Linked DNA regions of Homo sapiens: region 1 is linked to region 2. The links are chromatin loops, found by intact Hi-C in ENCODE. Cell type or tissue: heart right ventricle. All regions are shown on one strand. Each heading gives the region's core, and the rest is flanking DNA. Links, peaks and the distances in the headings are about the cores only. Region 1 has its middle 45 kb from the start of FGF12. Region 2 overlaps FGF12 (fibroblast growth factor 12).

Region 1 (11,751 bases), core at 1,689-9,688, 140 kb before region 2:
GCCAGAATGGTCTCTATGTCTTGACCTCATGATCCACCTGCCTTGGCCTCCCAAAATGCTTGGATTACAGGCGTGAGCCACCACACCCGGTCTTAATTTGCATTTTCTAATAACCAATGGTGTTTAATAGATTGTCTTACACTTACTGGATATTTTTATATCTTTGTTGGTAAATTGCCTGTTCAAGTTATTGCCCATTTTTGAAATTGTGTTATTTTGTCTTTCTTTATTAATATGTAATTGTTCTCTATATATTTCGGAAACAAGTCCTTTATCTAAAATGTATTTTAAACATCTTTCTCTGCCTATTCTTTCTATCCTCTTAATGATGTATTTGATGAACAGAAGCTTTTAAAGTCCATAAGTTCTCGGCCAGACACAGTGGCTCATGCCTGTAATCTCAGCACTTTGGGAGGCCAAGGCGGCGGATCATGAGGTCAGGAGATCAAGACCATCCTGGCTAACACAGTGAAACCCCATCTCTTCTAAAAACACAAAAAGTTAGCCAGGTGTGGTGGCAGGTGCCTGTAGTCCCAGCTACTCAGGAGGCAAGCTAGTTACTTCCTAGATCAAAAGCAAGCTAGTTACTTCCTAGATACAATGGGGGTAGGAGAATGGCGTGCATTCGGGAGGTGGAGCTTGCAGTAAGCCGAGATCGTGCCACTGCACTCCAGCCTGGGCGACAGAGCGAGACTCCATCTCAAAAAAAAAAAAAAAAGGCCACAAGTTCTCTCGTCTTTTATGATAATTGTTACTTGTGTTCTGTTAAAATTTCTTTACCTGACAAATATGTCTTGAAATTATTCTCGTTTGTTTTTTCTAAAAGCTTTATTGTTTTACCTTTTACTATTTAGATTTATAATCTATCTTAAGTTAAATTTTTATTATAATCTACCTTAAATTAAATTTTTGTATGATGTGAGGTTTGGGATTAAGGTTGTTTTTCTTTTCTATATGGATGTCCAATTGACCTAGTACAATTTATTAAAAGATCATCTTATCCTCTCTGAATTGCTGAGGTACCTTTGTTAAAAACTAAATGACCACACACAAACATACACACAAACACACACACTCATGAACACTTTATTGTGTTTTATGTTTAATGTCTCTCTGCTTATGTCAATGCCACACTTTTAATTACTGTGTCTTTAAAGTCCTGAACTCTAGGGGTGTAAGTCCTTTCTCAAGACAGTCTTGGCTATTGTAGGTTTTGTGTGTGTGTTCATATAAATTTCAGAATCAGTTTTTATCAATATTCACAGATACACAAAGCATGCCAGCACTGATTGTGATGGTGTTAAATCTATAGATTAACTTGGGGAGTGGAACATTTAATAATTTGTAGAAAAGATGCAATCAAAAGATGCAATCTTCCAATTACAATTGGGAAATTTTATCTTCCAATCTATGAACATAGTCTAGTTCTTCATTTATAAGGTCGTCTTTAATTTCTTTCAGATATATTTTATAGTTTTAAGTTAGAAATGTTGCACAAATTTTATTAGACTTAAAAGATATTAGACTTTTTAATGATACTGTTCATATATATATACATATATATACATATATACATATATATACATATATACATACATATATAAATACATATATATGTGTGTATATATATATGTATATATATATATATAAAATTTTCTTTTTGAGATGGAGTCTCACTCTGTCACCCAGGCTAGAGTGCATGGTGTGATCTCAGCTCATTGCAACCTGGGTTCAAGTGATTCTCCTGCCTCAGCCTCCCAAGTAGCTGGGATTACAGGCATGAGCCAATATGCCCAGCTAATTTTTTCATGTTTTTAAAAAAATCTAATTGTGTTAGTCCATTTTGATGCTGCTGATGAAGACATACTTGAGACAGGGAAGAAAAAGATATTTAATTGGACTTACAGTTCCACATGGCTGGAGAGGTCTCAGAATCATGGTGGGAGATGAAAGGCACTTCTTACATGGTAGTGGCAAGAGAAAATAAGGATGAAGCAAAAGTGGAAACCCATGATAAACCCATCAGATCTCATGAGACTTATTCACTATCATGAGAATAGTACAGGAAAAACTGGCCCCCATGATTCAATTACCTCCCCCTGGGTCCCTCCCCCAACATGTGAGAATTCTGGGAGACATAATTCAAGTTGAGATTTGGGTAGGGACACAGCCAAACCATATCATTCTGTTCCTGGCCCCTCCAAATATCATATCCTCACATTTCAAAACCAATCACGCCTTCCCAACAGTCCCCCAAAGTCTTAACTCATTTCAGCATTAACCCAAAAGTCCACAGTCCAAAGTGTCATCTGAGACAAGGCAAGTCCCTCCTGCCTATGAGCCTATAAAACCAAAAGCAAGCTAATTACTTCCTAGATGCAATGGGGGTACAGGTATTGGGTAAACACAACCATTCCAAATGGGAGAAATTTGCCAAAACAAAGGGGTTACAGGGCCCATGGAAGTCCAAAATCCAGCAGGGCAGTCAAATGTTAAAGCTCCAAAATGATCTCCTCTGACTCCAGGTCTCACATCCAGGTTACGCTGATGCAAAAGGTGCATTCCCATGGTCTTTGGCAGCTCCACCCCTGTGGCTCCTGGCTATTTTCATGAGCTAGTGTTGAGTGTCTGCAGCTTTTCCAGGTGCATGGTGCAAGCTGTCAGTGGGTCTACCGTTCTGGGAGTTGGAGGGTAAAGGCTTTCTTCTCACACCTCCACTAGGCAGTGCCCAAGTAGGGACTCTGTGTGGGGGCTCCAACCCCACATTTCCCTTCCACATTGCCCTAGCAGAAGTTCTCCATGAGGGCCCTGCTCCTGCAGTAAACTTTTGCCTGGGCATCCAGGCATTTCCATGCATCTTCTGAAGTCTAGGTGGACGTTCCCAAACCTCAATTTTTGACTTCTGTGCACCTGCAGGCTCAATGCAACATGGAAGTTGCCAAGGCTTGGGGCTTCCACCAACTGAAGCCACAGCCCAAGCTCCACATTGACCCCTTTCAGCCATGGCTAAAGCAGCTGGGACACAGGGCACCAAGTCCCTAGATTGCACACAAGACGGGGACCCTGGGCCCAGCCCACAAAACCACTTTTTCCTACTGGGCCTCCAGGCGTGTGATGGAAGGGGCTGCCATGAAGGTCTCTGACATGGCCTGGAGACATTTTCCCCATGGTCTTGGGGATTAACATTAGGCTCTTTGCTACTTATGAAATTTCTGCAGCCATCTTGAATTTCTCCTCAAGAAATAGGTTTTTCTTTTTTGCTCTGTTTTCCTTTTAAAACTGAATGCTTTACAGCACCTAAGTCACCTTTTGAATGATTTGCTGCTTAGAAATTTCTTCCACCAGATATCCTAAATAATCTCTCTCAAGTTCAAAGTTCCACAAATCTCTAGGGCAGGGGCAAAATGCTCCCAGTCTCTTTGCTAAAAGATAACAAGAGTCACCTCTGCTCCAGTTCCCAACAAGTTCCTCATCTCCATCTGAGACCACCTCAGCCTGGACCTTATTGTTCATATCACTATCAGCATTTTTGTTAAAGCCATTCAATAAGTCTCTAGGAGGTTCCAAACGTTCCCACATTTTCCTGTCTTCTTCTGAGCCCTCCAAACTGTTCCAATGTTGGCCCGTTACCCAGTTCCAAAGTTGCTTTCACATTTTCGGGTATATTTTCAGCAACACCCCACTTCTGGTACCAATTTACTGTATTTGGTCCATTTTCACACTCCTGATAAAGACATACCCAAGACTGGAAAGAAAAAGAGGTTTAATTGGACTTACAGTTCCACATGGCTGTGGAGGCCTCAGAATCATGGTGGCAGGTGAAAGGCACTTCTTACATGACAGCAGCAAGAGAAAATGAGCAGGAAGCAAAAGCGGAAACCCATAATAAACCATCTGATCTCATGAGACTTATTCACTGTCACGAAAATAGCACAGGAAAAACCAGCCCCCAAGATTCAATTACCTTCCCCTTGGTCCTTCCAACAACATGTGGGAATTCTGGGAGATACAATTCAAGTTGAGATTTGGGTGGAGACGCAGCCAAACCGTATCACTAATTGTCCAGTTGCCATATTCTTATCATGTTTTTAGCTAAATCTTTTCCTTTGGGCTCTTTCTAATATACTGTTTATTATGAAATGATTTTGTCTTTTCCAGTATTTTCTAGGCTCATTTCATTTTTGTTTCACAATTATCCTGTTTCTTTGCATATTTCTCTTCTGTGTTTTAAAATTCCTAATTTGAAATACTTTCTCATACCTCCAAATTCTTGTTTGATTATTTTGAATTCACACTGGAGTGTTTTGTTACAGTTTCTTTGACTTTGTGATTGCTATTTTGGTAGATCCTTTTCATTGGCTAAATATTTTGATTCTTACTTCCTATTTTATTCCTACAGTAGCTTGTATTAATGTGGCCAGACAAACTCTTTTCATTTTAAAATTTCGTGGATTTTCCTCTCCAAGATATGACAATGTTTCAATGAAGGAGATGTGTGAAGTGTTCAGATGTTCAGAATAATATTATTATTATTTCTTATTTCAAGCATGATCTCTGATGTCAGTTCAGTAAAATGTAGTTTTATTAAAAATGGTATCCTTTGGGGACAAGAGGTAATATGAGTTCTGATTTTCTAATATTCTTATTGTAGTAGAACATAACATAATCTTGGATTTTACCTATGATTTCAGAATATGTTCTTCTTCTACATATGTTTTCTTCAGTGACTGCCACTTGTTCAAAATTTAGATATCAAATTTAGGAGTAAACCTTTTCCCAGGTATGGAATTTCAAATATTATAAAAACTTATGCTATGTATTTCTCTGTAGTTTTTATTGTGAATTTCTGGTGACATATAAATGTTTCTACTCTCTATTCTATTCCTTGGTTTTTGTTCCTTCTGTAACAGTTATTAAAAGATATTTATTTAAAGCACCTAGTCCCTATAATAGTAATATAGAAAATCTTTTGCATTGTACAGTAGTTCCTTTCATTAGAGACTTTGAGAGCACTTTATAGGCATTGTCTGGTGGAGAACATTTTTAGAAAGGATAAACAATTAAAATTCTTCTATATAAATTCATTGTGCTTTCCTAGGCTAACAGGAAAAGAAAAAGAAATAAATGTCTTAGGAAGACTGAAAGACTAATCTAGTGTTTTCTCATTTATGCTTCTTGATCAAGCATTTGGAGAAATTATTTGAAAATGTTGAAGACTAACCAGAAGGGAAATGTCCAGATAGTAAGGAAGCCCAAATGGATGTTAATTTATTTCAATACCTTCTACAGAGTCTGAGAGGCTTAGAGATTAAATCCATGAGCAGAGACGGTTTCAACCCTTAACCGTCTATTATATCCTTAACCTACTATTATATCCATCGCCTACAACTGTTCCCAGAGACAAACATCATTCTGTTCTCCTAGGTTCATGTATTACTGCCTGAATGCTTCTCTGGTGAGGTTTATGATATCACCAACCGCACAATGTCTGTGTTGGCCACGGTCCTCTTGGGGGCAGCAGAGCAGCAGTTGCTGTCTACTTGGCAGTTACTGAGGAGTCAGAGAAGTCCTGGAATTGAGGGAAGCTCCAGACTGAGAGGAAGACCAGAAGACAAGAGTGGAAGTGTTAGGATCAAGAAAAGATAAAAATGTATACAGCTATGTTCTGGAGGCAGATGTGAGCTGAAAGTTAAATACAAAGAGAAAGTAATATTTGCTTTCTCATCAAATGTTTCCTCAGTCCTTAATTTGGGACAGATCCTTGAGTGTTGTAATGAGGTCTCTGCCCAGTGTAATATTGAGACATATAAACAAGTGCCATGAACTAAGTGCAATGAAGATAAGCAACAGGTGCTGTGGGAATTCCAAAACAGGGACTGTAGGAGTGGGGAGGTGACAGATGGTGGAGGTGGCAATGGGGAGGACTTCATATGTGGATGACATTCATGGCAGGTCTTAGAGAATGACTTGCCAGAGAAAGAACAGGGAGACATTAGGGTATATACTGCACGCCTTGGGAATGGTGAGCTGTTCAGCTGAGCTGTAACATAACGTCCCTGTGTGGAAGTGGGGAAGACAAGGCAGTCAACTTTGCCAACTGTGCCTCTCCCCTCTAAGAAAATATCTCTTTTAATATACTCTGAGGACAAAGTCCATAAGCCCTCTTCATCAATACTCCTTATTTCCACGGCTCTTTGGGGTTCTTCCTTAAGAGAATGAAGAATATTTTGTTTTGCAGAAAATTGAGAAGTTTTATTGTTTGGTTAAAACCAGAAATCCCCAAGGGAGATATGAAATATGAGCCCTTACTCCGCTACAACATCGCAAGATAAGGACATGGGATAGGGAGAAGGGACTTTACCGGAAAGATAAAAAATGTCAACGTATCATTTAACCTTTGCTCATCGTTCTCCTTGGGTCCTCTTCGTGAGCTCTAGGCATCTCCAGACCCTCTGGACTTAAATTCTAAAGGATCCAGAATTTTTAGGCATCTTGGCACCTTGATCCTTTCCCTTCACTCAGCCTCAATGAATCAAAAAATACCCAGAAAAGCATAAACCTTACAAATCAATTAGGGGAGCGGTAGCACATATGCTATGAAAAAATTAGTGCAGTTTATCACTGATTAGCTTGTCTAATATTTGATGTGATGTGGGGCAGGGGTAGTAACATTGTTTTATTCTTGAGTTAGGACCCCAGACTTCCAGTGCCTAAGGAAAGGACCCCAGAACCTCTTCCCAATTCAACTTGAAACATTTTTAGACTAACATTAGTGTCTGGCACAGAATAGATAGTCAATAATAATTAGATGAACCCGTTAACCAATTGATTGGACTATATGAAACCAAAGGCGTTTATGAGGATTATTATCCCTGAGTTTGCTGCTCTGGCTCTTGCCTAAACAAATTTGAGACCAATGATACTTGTGAAAGAAAGTTATAGAGATGTGCTGACAAGTCACTGTATTCCCTAAAGCAAAGTTTTCCAACCAATGTGCTATTGTACAGTCTAATGCTTGTACTTTGAGAAACTGAACAATTCTGTGCTTGGAGTGGCAAGCAGGCTCTCCTTCAAATAGGGCTCCTAAGCCACTTACCTCAGGTCATAAATAGTCTCGTCTGAGACTCCTTAGAAGGCAGCATGATTAGAGAAGAATCTGAGGGTATGTTCCATGGTACCCACAAATTTTGAAGAATGAAAACTCCCATTCTCTGCTTTGGCAGCTCTGAGGTCTTGTTCAAGGAGATGTTCCTCCACCTGGATTTCTCCCTCAGCTGCCAATTGCTGAGTGCTTCTGCCAATTTTAGACAAGAGGTATGCAATGGTGAAGACATTCATATTCCAATTGATCAAAAGGCATGGCAGAATATCCAAAGTGCAGCCAGTTAGGGTTTGTAGGAGGCTGACTGTGGGGCTCTTGTGGTAGAGTTCTCAAACCCATCAGCCCTAATATCTGATACTTTTTTGTGACTGATTTACCCTTTTACTGGAGTCTGAGCTACCTCCAGTGTGACTGCTATAACAATGCAAGTACCATTTGCAGAATATGTTCAGACAATGCAAGTTAAGGTATTATCACCGTTTTGAAATACTTAATATAAAAAATGTTTTGCATTCAAACCCACTTACAAATCTTAGGAAAATGTACTATTTCATTTGTTAATGAAAGTTAGGAAAAGTTGTTAGATTCTTTAAATGTAATTTGAACTACAAATAGTCCCTGACTTACAATGTTTCAACATGATTCTTCAACTTCATGATAGCTGTATAGGGGTACTAAGTGCATTTTTGTTATTTTTGACCTATGATGCGTTTATCAGGATGTAGCCCCATTATAAGTCGAGGGGCATCTGTATTTTAAATATTTAGATGATTATAAAAATGTGGCTTTATCACCTACTTTTGGGAATGGTTTCTCATCAGTGATGACTATCAGGAATTTCGAGAGCTCATCATTAGAAAGTCTTGTCAGGAATTTTATGTGAATCATAAAATCTGAATTAAAAATTTTATGCTCATTGACAAAACTTTAACTTTCTTATCAATTTTTTTATAATTTTTTTTATTTTGCAGAAATGGGATCTCACGATGTTGCCCAGGCTAGTGTCAAACCCCTGGCCTCAAGTGATCCTCCCAGCTGTGCCTCCCAAAGTGCTGGGATTACAGGCATGAGCCACCATGCCCAGCCACAAATTTTTGAAAATATTTTATTTAGAAATTCTATCATGTCTAATATTTAATATTTTTCCTAATGTTTTATTTTACTTATAATTATATATTAAAAAGAAAAGCAAACTTTTTTCACCAGAGGATTTATGGAGTGTCCAAAATAACCTTCTATTTTCTGTCATGCAAATATTATTGCTTACTGTAAAGTACCATGATGTGCACATTCACCACTGCACCCCAGCCTAAAAAAAAGAACATGTTCTAAGTTTTTGAGACAAGTTAGGACACTTGCCTTAAAAAAAAGAACATGTTCTAAGTTTTTGAGACAAGTTAGGACACTTGCCTTGACTTTTTTTTTTTTGGCTTCCTATAGAGCTGCCTTCAGGTCTTATGATTTACTTCTTTAACATTTGGCTTATGAAAAGATTATAAATCTGCTGCATTTTTAGTGTTATAGATATTGTTTATTTAAATATCCAAATTGCATGTGATAGGAACCGTTTTGAATGTCTCACTGTCTTGGTGGACTTAGTGTGATCTGACATGAATTTCTTTTATCACCCACTGTGAACTCAGCAACCTGTTGAATTTCCTTTTTGCACTGGCTTCCAGAACAGTAGTTTAATTATCGATTGTGGTAACAATTATTGCTAAGACATATTAGAAATATTAAAGTTTGATATTAAAGTGGGATAAATTATGCAGACAAACAATCAAGAGTTATAATCCCCCATTCATTACAAAGAACTTGATGTTAAATGAAGATGAAAATCTTTATTGCCTAGATGCATCTACATATATGGAATTTTCCTCTTTTTTTTTCTTTTTGCTTTTCTTCCTAGTTTTAAGAATAATGTCTTTGCTGATATCCAGACATCACTCAGGCCTGATATAACTCTTGATGGGAATGTATACCACTCTCCTAAGCCCCATGCATATGAAAGTCAGGCAATTGAAGATCTGTACAAACCATGGTGCTAATTATGACACAGGAAAGCAACAAGGGTTGAAAATATCAGAATCTGACTTAGTATTGTTACTTACCATAGGAAAAAAAAGACCAAGCCCTGAAAAGTAAGAACATTAAAAATTTTACCTCCTGCTACAGTTAAAATGAAATAATTTTTAAGTGATTTTTATAAATGCAGTTCAAATTACACATCAAAGACATGCTAAACATGTCACACTGTCACGTTGTTTCTTCCACACAGTCCCTCACTATAGGACCATAAAAACATTTCCCAAATGATGGTGAGTGCTTTCTCTAGCTTGTCCTCAGAACCACTAACATCTCACATCTGTTTCCTTCTATATTGCATCAGATATATCTATCCTTTTCTGTGTGTTGTATTTATTAAAACACTCTTTCAGCCGGGCGCGGTGGCTCACGCCTGTGATCCCAGCACTTTGGGAGGCCAAGGCAGGTGGATCACCTGAGGTCAGAGTTCGAGACCAGCCTGGCCAACATGGTGAAACCCCCGTCTCTACTAAAAATACAAAAAATTACCTGGGTGTGGTGGCCAGCGCCTGTAATCCCAGCTACTCGGGAGGCTGAGGCAGGAGAATCGCTTGAACCCCGGGGGCAGAGGTTGCAGTGAGCCGAGATCGCGCCATTGCACTCCAGCCTGGGCAACAAGAGTGAAACTCCATCTCAAAAAAAAAAAAAAAAAAGAAAGAAAAAGAAAAAACAGTCTTTCATTTTTGAGAAGGGTTACAAATTGGTGAAGCTTATATAAATATAATTCTTAGGATTATATTTATTTTAGATAAGTGCACCACTGTTTTCTTCTGCTACTTTACTGCATTTTATCTTTTATATGCATTTACCTGGATTCCACTGTTAGGTTACATTCTCTTTGAGAACAGCACTTATATGTTGTTTAAAAAAAATCTAGCAACCAATGAGTTCCACATATTCTGATGAAAATAATAGGTGCCTATTCCCCTCAGCTCTATTTTGCCTAGTTGGAAACATGACTTTAAAAGAAGCTTGGGCAAATCAGTAGTCAGAGGTCTGGAAATCAGGAAAGTCCTGAGTTTTCAAGTCTAACTCTGGTGCTAATTTGCTCAGTTATTTTTGGTGGATTTTTTTCAGCATTGCTTTTCTTGTCTATAAAATTAAGGGATGTGGGCTAGCTAGATTTTCTCTAAAATTTCTGTCATTGTATAGTTCTGTAGAAATAAATTATTATAAACCTTAAACTATCTTTGATTTAGCCCTGATTAAAATGAAAATTGAAGTCTGAGGCTATAAGGTATTTTGTATTGTTTTGTTTTGTTTTTTAAAGCAGGAGCCTTGAGAGCCTGATAAGCTGTTGACACAAGTGCTTTTGAGAATAGCAGGTAGAGTAATTACTAGCTTATTTTTAAATTGACAAAGGAAAAGGTTAATAAATGTTTGCATATCTTCATTTACCACAAAATGTAAGTAAATCTGTACTTACTTGCATCTAATTATTAAGGAAATGGAGTTTGTATCTCAATTAGTTAACCAAAAGGGGAGATATACTTTCCTATCATGTTACAATTTTTATTTCAATAGCAGTTCCAATAGTTGTTGGCTTATATCCTTGAAATTATATTTATTATAATTACATGCATTTGAGAAAAATATTTTTTATAGAAAACTATCTAAAGTTATAAACTGTTCACCATGGGACGTTGTACATGCTTAGAAACTGTGATAATTAACCTGCTATGACCTCACCAATTTTGCTTTAATTAACTCAACCAGTATCAACACTGTAGTTTCTATTAAAATGAGAACACATATAAAATGCTCTTCTCAGTAAACAGTCATTTTACAAGTAAAAGAAATGTCTCTAAGTAAAACACAAGATCAAATATTAATTTTTTACAGCTGATACTAAGAAATCTAAGTTATCTCAATGTATTATTGAAAATTCAGCAACATAATGCTCTCTCTTTTTATGATAAAAAGTCACATAAAATATCTTTTTTATTATTATTTAAGTTTTAGGGTACATGTGCACAATGTGCAGGTTTGTTACATATGTATACATGTGCCATGTTGGTGTGCTGCACCCATCAACTCGTCATTTAGCATTAGGTATATCTCCCAATGCTATCCTTCCCCCCTCCCCCCACCCCACAACCGTCCCTGGTGTGTGATGTTCCCCTTCCTGTGTCCATGTGTTCTCATTGTTCAATTCCCACCTCTGAGTGAGAACATGTGGTGTTTGGTTTTTTGTCCTTGCGATAGTTTGCTGAGAATGATGGTTTCCAGCTTCATCCATGTCCCTACAAAGGACATGAACTCATCCTTTTTTATGGCTGCATAGTATTCCATGGTGTATATGTGCCACATTTTCTTAATCCAGTCCATCATTGTTGGACATTTGGGTTGGTTCCAAGTCTTTGCTATTGTGAATAGTGCCGCAATAAACATACGTGTGCAAGGTCACATAAAGTATCTTTAATAAATTTATTGCATTTCCAGGAAAGTAAAACCAATTTCATGTTTTGTTTATGTTAATTCAAAACAACTGATCAATACTCATGACATCAACCACCTGTCTCAACACTCAACCTCCAGGGAAAAAATATTGTTGTGACTCTTGG
Region 2 (11,751 bases), core at 1,209-9,208:
TTGTGATGAGCCGAGATTGCACCATTGCACTCCAGCCTGTGCAACAAGAGTGAAACTCTGTCTCAAAAAAAAAAAAAAAAAGGCCGGGCGCGGTGGCTCACGCCTGTAATCCCAGCACTTTGGGAGGCCGAGGCGGGCGGATCACGAGGTCAGGAGATCGAGACCATCCCGGCTAAAACGGTGAAACCCCGTCTCTACTAAAAATACAAAAAATTAGGCGGGCGTAGTGGCAGGTGCCTGTAGTCCCAGCTACTTGGGAGGCTGAGGCAGGAGAATGGCGTGAACCCGGGAGGCGGAGCTTGCAGTGAGCCGAGATCCCGCCACTGCACTCCAGCCTGGGCGACAGAGTGAGACTCCGTCTCAAAAAAAAAAAAAAAAAAAAAAGTGAAAGGCCAGGCACTATGGCTCACAACTGTAGTCCCAGTATTTTGGGAGGCTGAGGCAGGTGGATCATTGAGACCATCCTGGGCAACACAGCCTCTGTCTCTACAAAAAAATAAAACAAACTAGCTGGGCATGGTGGCATGTACCTGTGGTCCCAGCTATTTGGGAGGCTGAGGTATGAGGATCTCTGAAGGCCAGGAGATTGAGGGGGCAGTGAGCCATGATCGGGACACTGCACTCCAACCTGGGCAACAGAGTAAGACCCTGTCTCACACAAACAAACAAACAAACAAACAAACAAACAAAAAAAAGGGGTTTTAACTCTCAGCCTATACAAAAATGGGCTACAGTCCAAAATTGGCCCATGGGTCACAATTTGCCAAACACTAATTTAGAGCAAATTGTATATAGAAAAATGAACTTTTACCAACCAAAATTTTTATTTATTTACTCAAGTTTTTAACACATTTTATGTAAGATTGGGCTGACTGTGTGGACACTGGCAGGCCATGTTATCCTCTGAACCTCACTTTTCCTCCTATAAAATAACGGAGGTACCATTCTATGACCTCTTAGCAGCTTTCTTTTGCTAATATTTTGTGATTTAATGGCTCTGAATAACCTACCTCTGTTGGAGTTCATCTTTACTTATATGTGATATATAAAATTAGCCTGTGAAAAACATTCTCCCGGCAAGCTTTTGGCTTCTATTTTATTTTATTTCACTCTTTTATTTTTATTTCTTTAAATTTAAAATATAATTTATTGTCCATATTTGATATATACAACATGATGTTATGGATACATATAGATAGTAACATGGTTCCTAGAGCAAATCAGATTTACATATCCATCATTGCACATCGTTGCCCATGGTTTTTTGTTTGTTAATGTCAAGAGCAGCTAAAATCTGCCCATTCAGCAAATACAGCACACATTTATTAGCTGTAGTCCTCATGTTGTACCACATCCTCCAGATCTGCTACCTCACAACCTATGACCTACATCCCCCATTTCCTTCCCCCATTCCCATCCCGTGCCCCTGGTAACCTCTGTTTTATTCTCATCTCTGTATATTTCACTTTTTTTTTTTAATTCTACATATAAGTGAGATTAGGCAATATTTTTCTTTCTGTGTTTGGCCTATTTCACTTACTGGCCTCCAGGTTTATCCATTTTGTGGCAAATGGCAGGATCTTTTTCTTTTCTAAGGCTGAATAACACTTCATTGTATATACAGTCCTACCTTAGTGTCTATAGGGGTTTGGTTTCAGGACCTCCCAAGAATACCAAATCCACAGATGTTCAATTCTCTGACATAAGATCTACATTACTTGTAATATCTAATACAATGTAAATTTTATAAAAGTTGTTTTTCTGCATTATATAGGGAATAATGATGAGAAAAAAGCCTGTACATGTTCAGTACAGATGCAGTTTTTGTCTCAAATGTTTCCCATCTGTGGTTAGTTGAATCCACAGATGTGGAACTCATGGAGGGCAGACTGTGTATACCACCGTTTCCTTATCTATTTGTTGATGATGGACACTTACATTGTTTCCATATCTTGGCTATTGTGAATAACGTTACAATGAATGTGGAGTTCAGATATGTTTACAAGGTGGTGAGTTCATTTTTGGGGGCGTATGCCCAGAGGAGGGATTGCTGGGTCTTGTGGTAATTCTATTTTGAATTTATTTGGAAATCTCCATACTGCTTTCGATAATGGTTACGTTAATCCACATTTCCACCAATAGTGTAAAAGGCTTCTCTTTTCTTCACATCCTTGTCAACGTTTGCTATCTCTTAACTCTTTGGTAATAGCCATCCTCATAGGTGTGAGGTGATATCTCATTGTGGTTTTGAGTTACATTTCCCGGATTATTAATGACGCTGAGCACCTTTTTATATACCTATTGGTCATTTTTCTGTCTTCTTTGGAGAAATGTCTATTCAAGTCCTCTGCCCGTTTTAAAATCAGGTTATTTGTTTTTCTACTATTGAATGGTATGAGTTCTTTATAAATCTTGGATACTGATCCCTTATCAGATGTATGGTTTGCAAATATTTTTTTCCCAATTCATAGGTTTCCATTTTATTTTGCTGATTGTTTCCTTTGTAGTGCAAAAGCATTAAATGCAGGGAAAGCCAGAAGTGAATTTCTACATCTTTTAGGGTTCAGTTTGCCTTGGTTCGGAAGTTTCTATTAAATTAGGTGTTTTGGATGTGCATTAATTCTTCAATGCCTCCTGGGAATCATTTGGGACACTGCCATGTTATTACTGCACAGCCTAGTGAATCTGATCCGTGGGATTTTTCCCATCCAATACTCCCACAAATGTGGGCTGTAACTCATGCTAAATGAGCACATCTATAAAACAGAGAACTAATACCTACCTTGTGGGCATGTGGTGAAACTTAATTAGTTAATGCTTCTAAAGAACTTTCAAATCCGTGGATAAAATGTATTATTCAATTGCTAAGAGCTATCATTGTTTATTATTTCCTCTAGTATTTGCCAGTGAGTGCTTTACTGTTAGGATATAATGGCAGTAATTTTGAAACAAGCTGGCATTTGACTTTGTTTGCAGAGTGCATGAAGCTACAGGTAACATTTTAATGAAATCTTTCCCTCTTCCCCGCAGAGTCATTAGGTACACAGATACTGCCTCCTTCTCTTAAAGCTTTACACAATTGAGTAGTATTTAAGTAACATCATCATTGCTATAAAAAGAATCAAAAGAAAGAATCTTTTTCCAACTAAGACCAAGTGATTTAGTAACTTAATCCTTGTTTATAATTTTTTTGTCACTAAGGCTATGTCTAATGGAAGGAAGAACAATAAGTTGTATTCAATAATTCACTAATAGTTGTAATTGACCTTTTATGTTGGTCAGCATTATAGTTTAGATAAGAGTCACTTGAGACAGGCCCTAAGTTACTCTGCTATTATTTATATATGTACATATATACACACACATATATAGACACACACAAACACACACACACATAGCTTTGGCAAGGCTTACCATTTTTAGATGTCATGCCATTTAAGGCTCACTTGCAATAATGTGAAAGCCAGCCAGCATGTTATAATATGAATAGAAAGAACACTGGCCTGGAGGCAAGCCACCTCTTTAGAGACTCAGCTTTTCCCCTTCTTAGCAAGTTTCTTTTCTTTCTGCATTTCAGGTTTCTTGCTAAATTGGACGATTATACTTGATTTTCAAATTGTGCTTTTTGGAATTTAAGGCTTAGAACAGATGCTTCAAAATTTCTACCAACAGTTAAGTACTTTCCAACAAATATTAAAGACTTATATGCCCAAGAACCCTCATTTATTATTTTTTCTTATATATATTGTTTCCTTTTACACTTTTATCTGAAGATTTTTATTACTTAGGAAAAGAATTCTATTCTGTGACTCAAAAGATCCCTTCCAGTTCTGGCGTCCTATAATCTTTACTCTCAAAAGAAGCTAAACACCACAAACTTTGACAAGACTTCCTAAAAATACAGCTCTTAGCACAGAGCCTATGGTCCATTTAACAGAGAAGGAAAATGAAGCTGAATGCAGAGAGGTCTACCTTCTGAAAGGCACATTTGGTAAGTGGCAGAGGTGAAATTTGAACCCAGGCAAATGTACTTTAGTGCCTGAATGCAATGTCAATGCCATATTGCCTATAGATGTTTGGGGCACCATGCTAATAACTGTCAGGGGCCACAAATATGATACAAATTTTGTCCTCCTAGAGCTTATGGTCATAATTTAAGCTGAAAGGAAATATGAGTGAAAGCACTGAAAGAAATGCCAGGCGGCCTGCACGTCGGTGGCCAGAGGAGAGGTGCAGAACATGGCTATTCTGGGCGTCCTGAGAAGAGGGCCATAGAAGCTTGGCATCACTGAAGTGTCATTATAAAACCAGCCAAAAGCATTGTCAGCATTCCGCAAGATTTCCATTGCCTTATCCAAAGAAATAGGAGCGAGGGAGAGACGCTATAAAAGGAAGAATAAAGGAAACATCTATTTATCAGCTGTGTTCTCAGTCATCCCTCACTTGGCTGAGCTGACAGCCTATGATAATCAGGCTAAGGTGGATTGTCAGGTAATTCTGTGCAGGCCCATAGCTCTTTGGCTTCCTATCACCTCCCTTCTCCCACCTCCCTAATCAGTAGTTAACACTCTCTTCATTGCCATTGCCCTTCTCCTCTCATGGCCTTTCTTAGTACCCTGGCCACACTGACTGTATCCTTGTTTCCATTTCTGCTTTTAATTTAGTATGATACACATATAGCATTTTGGAATTGTCCTCTCTGATAACATCGCTGTTGCTCTCCTGAGTGCCTGAGTCATCAGGGAGAAGTCCCCTGAAGTCACCTCTGCTGACCAGTATGGCTAGGTTACCTCATGGCACAGAAGGATTCAGCAGGCAGAGTAGCCAATAGCTATGACTCTTCCTCAAACTCTGCACCAATTCTGATACATACACATGTACCCACACCCATTTTCAGGGGACTAGACACTGTCATATCCTTGACTCATGAAGGAGAAAAGAAGTAAAGATGTAGCATGACACCTTGGAAGAGATTTATGAAACTATTTGTTAAGAATTGACTTGTGCAGATTTCAACATGATGAAATGGTGGTAGTTTATAGTGGTTGTTGAAATTTGTTCAGAGAACTTTCTGCAGCGATGGAAATGTCCTCTGTCTGGGCTGTCTAATATAGTGGCCACATGTGGCATTTGAACCCTCAAAATGTGGAACTTGAAATAAAACCAAGGAAATAAATTTCAACTTTTATTTAATTTCAAACATTTGACTAGTGGCTACCACATAGAACAGGGTAGCTATGGATCAAAGTATCCAAATATTCAGAACTGACAATCTAGGGTGATCTAGTGTCTTCCTAGTTATATAACATATAAGGTGAGTTTCTATACATTACATGATTGTATTTGAGCAGAAAGGTCTCAGTACATCAAGGATTTCTATTCTATAAATATTTATTGGAAGAACACATATGCCATTTATCCTCCAGCTCCCTGTCTCAGTCTCAGAATCTTCCTCAGTGCAGTGTTTCGGGTAGCTAGTGTCAATTGGTTGTATTTGTGAAGAGAGAGACACCTGATTTCTATCTTTGAGGTGCTTGAGACAACATATATTGTGTACTTTGATACAGACATCATCAATTAAGACTTGATGACCAAACGATCTTTAAGGTCTGATCATGAGATTATATGATTCCATCAATTAAAAGAGAATCAGTTCTACATCTTATCCAGACTTCTCCATAGAACTTCAGAAGAGAAACCACCTCTATAGCACTAACATATACTAAAAGGATGGACCTCTACTTCCAATAAACTCCCTCCCCACACGTAAAAAAAGAACAGAAAGAAAAAAATGTACAGCAAGATTTTAAACCATCTATTGGTTGAAGTGATATCAAATAACTGATTGTTTTCTCTGGTTTCTGGATTAATGTATACACGGTGTCAGGCCAAGTCATAAGCATTATAAAAACTTACTACGGTCAAGCACTTTTAGGTGCTGGTATAGTACAGGGTTTAATGACAAGTTATTAAGTATTGTAAAGTGACGTAGCAAAATCAACAAAGCTTTACCAGGTTGTACTTAAGTTAAACAGTAATTCTCTGTGATATATGCAATACCATATATATGTATCAATTCTAGCATCAAAATGTACATGTGTATATGTAGGGATTTCAGTGATTTTTAAAACACAATCAGGTTGGCCTAAAGCAAGAAGAGTTATGAGTAAAGAGGTACTTGAAAAAAATTAAAACATTCTAAACACTAACACGGGGGACAAGTGATTCTAAATCATGTTATAGCTCTATCTTTTAAAACTGTAAGAATGTCTTACAATTATTATGTGATTATAGTAATAGATCATAGTATTTTAAAAATTATTCTCCGTCAGGCGTGGTGGCTCATGCCTGTAACCCCAGCACTTTGGGAGGCCGAGGTGGGTGGATCACTTGAGGTCAGGAGTTCGAGACCAGCTTGGCCAACATGGCAAAAACCCGTCTCCAGTAAAAATACAAAAATCAGCCGTGTGTGGTGGCACGCGCCTGTAATCCCAGCTACTCAGGAGGCTGAGGCGGGAGAATCGCTTGAACCTGGGAGGCAGAGGTTGCAGTGAGTGGAGATCATGCCACTGCACTCCAGCCTGGGAAACAGAGTGAGACTCTGTTGCAAAAAAGAAAAAAAATTATTCTCATCCCTATTGTGAACTTATACCTAAAATCAGTTATTCTTTTTAAACACTCACAGTTATTTTCTTCTTAAATATATAAATTAATTAATTTAGCTAATTAATTTTAAGTAATTTAAGTTTCTATAAAGTCATTTAAATATATAAAGTAATTTATTCATTTATTAGTGATTTATTGTACACCTTCTTGGAACAAAGTATACTGCAGTATACACTCTTGAGAGATAGTAAGGTATGGGGCTTCCTCTCTCAGATGTCGGTTTCTTCTTTTGGAATTAGGTGGATGTGAATGTGTGTGCATATATGTATATATAGTCATCCCTCAGTATCCATGAGGACATCCTGTGGATACCAAAATCCATGGATGCGCAAGTCCTTTATGTAAAATGGTGTAGTATTTGCATATAACCTATGCACATCCTCCCTGTATAATTTAAATCATGTCTAAGTTACTTTTAATTTCTAATACAATGTAAATGCTATGTAGATAATTGTTATACTGTATTATTTTTAAATTTAATTTTATTCTTATTGTATTACATTTTAATTTTATTTTTTGGATATTTTCGATCTGCATTTGGTTGAATCCATGGATGTAGAACCCATGAATATGAGGGCTGACTGGACGTACGTGTATGTGCGCATGTGTATATGAATCTACGTGTGTAGGCATCATGTGTATACAGGAAGAAAAAGATGAAAGAGAGAAAAAAGGAAAAAAGAAAGAAAAAGGAAGGAAGAATAAAGTATGATGAAAATTACATTTTGTTTCGTATCCTTTGAAGCAAAGAGGTAGTGCTATGGTAATTGAGGAGACAGATTTATATCTGCACTGGGCCTTTAGGAATGAATTTAGACCTAAATGGATTTTGAGCATGCAGATATGACCTGAGCAGACAGGGATTTCAGGAGAAGCAACAACGATATACAGTTATAAAAAGGTGGAGGAGATGCAGGCACCTGTCTAATTCACCTTGGTTTAACATAAAGGCGCATGAAGGGTTGTTGAGATGTGAGAGAGGTTACTGAAAATGATGGCCAGGTGTCCAGTTCGGGTATCATGAGCAACAAAAACCCTAAACTTTCAGCTGTTGGCTGAAGGGAGTTGAGCCTCCATATAGGACTGTCACAGATAGTTAATCCTGTGCTGATTATTGTAAATTAAAAGAAGTTGAATGAAGCGGGGGCTTTTGCAGGGTGATACGGAATGACTCCAGTGCTACAGCAGCACATCCTAACTTCTCTGACTTGGGCAGCATAATGTTATAGAAAAATGGAGTGAATTGGATAAGGGTTGAATATACTTTTGTTGTGGTCTTGGCTCCACATCCTATTACTTGTGTGATTTGGGGGAATCTTTTAACTCTTCCGTAGTGATGAATCGTGTTTTCCCAAATTAATGTCCGCCAAGAACCTAAGGATGCGATCTTATTTGGAAATAGGATCCTGAATTAAGATGAAGCCATATTAGCTTAAAGGGGGTCCCAAATCCAATGATTGATAAGACGAGGAGAGGCCGGGCGCGAGGGCTCACACCTGTAATCCCAACACTTTGGGAGGCAGAGGCAGGCGGATCACTTGAGGTCAGGAATTCAAAACCAGCCTGACCAACATGATGAAACCTTGTCTCTACTAAAAATACAAAAACTAGCTGGGCATGGTCATGTGCACCTGTAATCCCAGCTACTCGGGAGGCTGAGGCAAGAGAACTGCTTGAACCTGGGAGGTGGAAGTTGCAGTGAGCCGAGATCATGCCTCTGCACTCCAGCCTGGGCAACAGGGCGAGACTCTGCCTCAACAAACAAACACAACACAACAAAACAAAACAAAGCAAAAAGGAGAGGGCACACAGAGAAAAATGCCAAAGTGGGGATGAAAGCAGAGGCTGAATTGATGCATCGATGAGCCAAGAACACCAAGTATTGCCTGCAACCACCGGAAGCTAGGAGAGAGGCATGGAATAGATTCCCCCCCAGAGCTTCTAGAAGGAACCACCCCTGCAGCACGTTGATTTCAGAGTTCTGGCTTCTATAACCATGAGAAAATGCATTTCTGTTGTTTTAAGGTGCCCCTTTGTGCTACTTTGTTATGATGACCCTAGGAAACAAATACACCTTCAAACCTTTATTTACTTCATTGTAAAATGGGGATGATGATTTTTACCTCTGAGAGTTTCGATAAGAATTAATGAACCAGAATCAAATTAAGAATACATTTATCACATTTAAAGTGCTCTACAAATATCTGCGAATTTAAAACTCCATTTTCTAGTGTTGGGAAATATATCTAACCATTACTGAGCATTAACTGTGCATCAACCAAAGCATTAAGCACATTATGCCTGCTCTCTCACAGTAGAATTAGCAATATTTAGTTGTCATTTTACCTGCTTGGCATTTGAAGCTTGATGTCAACAAAATTTTGTAAGTCTTTACTTACTGGGGGAAAAAGTGAGTGCAGTGGTTAAAATGAGATGATTAATGCATTTTTACTTTCTGGCAGTGGTTTTTTTTAGTCAAAATCATTTCTTTTTCTCTACAGATAAGCAAAATTGCTATGCTATGGTTTAATAAGTAAAATATGTATATCAAGTTAAAATAAAAATTTCAGTGGGTGTTGAATTCCATGCTCTGGTTTTCAATTACTACTCACCCTCTCTTAGGAAAGTCACACTTCTCATTTGCCTTGGATTAGATGGGGGGAAGGAGCTCCATGTACCACATCGTAAGTGTAATATGGAATTCCAGGAGAAAATGCATGTGTAAAGCTATTTAGCTCAGTTCATTTTTAGATGATTTGGCAACTGTTGGCTAATTTGTTTGCGTTGCTCTCCTGAGAGAACTATGAGTTGGGTTCTTTTGTAACATGGAAGCTGAAATGGAGCAGTTCAGTGATTTACTAATATGTAAAAGGAGTAGATATTGCTGCTGGAGCTGGACTCCCAGGAGTTTAGGGCTCTACTCATTGATGAGCTTCCCCCACTAGCATGTGAAGACCCCAGGCAGCACCCACAAACTATTCCTGACCATGCTTTAAATGGCCAAATAATTTTTCTAGGTTTATAGTATATCACATATTGCAAAACCCATTTGCTCTGTCTTTAGCCTTCCAGTTTCCATTCCACTGCCTTATATGCAGAAATACAATGATAACTATAATGGGGTATGCCACCTGCCTTCAATGTGTCATGTCTAGTAATGGAGAGAGGAAGTTAAATCACAGTGTGTGAAGTGGCATGCCATTTTTTAGAGCTCCACTTTAAATAGACAAGGCCACTTACTTTCAGCAAGAATGTGGAGGAATTATGTAGACCAAAACATCCAGGTGCTAAACTTGCCCACTGGTGTGGTACAAGGAGTTAGGAAAATTATCCAGGTGTGGCTGCAAATGAGGGCTCAATGTGGTGAACAAATGATGTTAGCAAGATTTTCAGTTATAGTTAAACAGTTGCTGTGGGAAGCCAGGAGTGCTATACTGGATGAAGTGACATTACGTTCCAGTAGTTGGGCTAGATGTCGTGATGGATGCTAGAGGAGTGTGAGGACACAGTTAGTCTCAAATATCCAGACACTGGCATCAGAGTCGTAGGACCTAGTGTCTAGCCTGAAGTTTAGGAATAGGACTCTTCTCTATGAAAGGGGAAGTGAAAAGCAAATTCGGGCCAGCAAATAGATGGAGGACACTGAACTCTGAAGCAGGTTAGCAAAAAAAGATCCTTCTCATAAGAACAAAGGCAAAAAAAGTGGCAATGGCTCAGGAACTGGAGAAAGAGATAAGGAATAAGCTGCTGGCAAGGACTTGATACGTTTGAACTCCAGAATATGGAACCGGAGACAGTTTAGTAAATTGTGTTATGAGGCAAAATTTGGGGGGAAAGCCAGAATTGGAAGTGCCTGCAGATGTGAAACATAGCTTTAGCCTCAGCTGTTGGGGGGAAGAAGAGTGAAGAAGTTTGGAACCAGACTAGGCCATAATATAGTTTTTCTAAGAAAAAAAAAAGTGGGCCGGGCGCGGTGGCTCATGCCTGTAATCCCAGCACTTTGGGAGGTCGAGGCGGGCAGATCTCGAGGTCAGGAGATTGAGGCCATCCTGGCTAACATGGTGAAACCCCGTCTCTACTAAAAATACAAAAAAAAAAAATTAGCCGGGCGTGGTGGCGGGCGCCTGTAGTCCCAGCTACTCGGGAGGCTGAGGCAGGAGAATGGGGTGAACCTGGGAGACAGAGCTTGCAGTGAGCCGAGATCGCGCCACTGCACTCCAGCCTGGGCGACAGAGCAAGACTCCATCTAAAAAAAAAAAAAAAAATTGAATTTTTTTATAGCAACAATGTGTCACACAGCGTTAAGAGCACAGGAAGCGTGGAAGAGTTCTAGTTCAGCCTTTGTTAGGTATCAGGGGCATGACCCTGGGTAATTTTTTTTTTTTAGCCCTGATTTCCGTATCTATAAAATGAAAGCATTTCTCTATATTAATAATTCCCAAATAGCAGGCCATGGGCTGTGTGTTAGGCTGTTCTCGCATTGCTATAAAGAAATACCTGAGACTTGGTAATTTATAAAGAAAAGAGATTTAATTGGCTCATGGTTTTGCAGGCTGTACAGGAAGCACGATGTTGGCATCTGCTTGGCTTCTGGGGAGGCCCCAGGAAACTTACAATGATGGCAGAAGCCAAAGAGGGACCAGGCGCATCACATGGCCAGAGCAGGAGCAAGAGAGGCGGGCAGGGAGGTACCCCACACTTTTAAATAAGCAGATTTCTTGAGCACTCACTCACTATCACGAGGACAGCACCAAGGGGATGGTGTGAAACCATTCATAAGAAATCCACCCCATGATCCAATCACCTCCCACTGGGCCCCACTTCTGATACCGGGGATTCCAGTTCAACATGCGATTTGGGCCGGAGCTCATCCAGACTATCTCAGGCTGGCACTAAGTTGCTAATAAGGATTACCTAGGGAGCGTGTTAAAAATACGTGTTCTTGTGTTATATCCTCGCAGATTGTGCTTGAAATAGTCGCGGACAGATCCCAGAAATCTGTGCTTTGAACAGGCACTCCACGTGGTTCTGAGGTAGGAATGGAGATGAGACTACCTTAGAGACCGTGAAGTCTCTGCAACATTC

What was found. A loop is a pair of places that touch in the nucleus more often than their neighbours do. Peaks named below come from ENCODE experiments on the same cell type or tissue, not always from the same donor. Only the 100,000 strongest peaks of a DNase experiment are listed, where the experiment ranks them.
Region 1: it touches region 2 in a loop (2.7-fold over the local background); 2 of 110 quality-filtered maps call a loop at or near these places.

The regions. Positions count from the first base shown.
Region 1 is chr3:192,766,465-192,778,215 of GRCh38, reverse strand. No RefSeq gene overlaps it. Among named protein-coding and RNA genes, the nearest start is that of FGF12, 45 kb to the right of the region's middle. In heart right ventricle, for the core only: a CTCF peak has its summit at 5,510 (motif pointing right); a DNase peak (open chromatin) is centred at 5,513.
Region 2 is chr3:192,629,735-192,641,485 of GRCh38, reverse strand. The region is part of intron 2 of FGF12 (fibroblast growth factor 12); the gene reads left to right. Among named protein-coding and RNA genes, the nearest start is that of FGF12, 92 kb to the left of the region's middle. In heart right ventricle, for the core only: no CTCF peak of the experiment used is centred there; a DNase peak (open chromatin) is centred at 4,374; H3K27ac peaks cover 4,934 bases.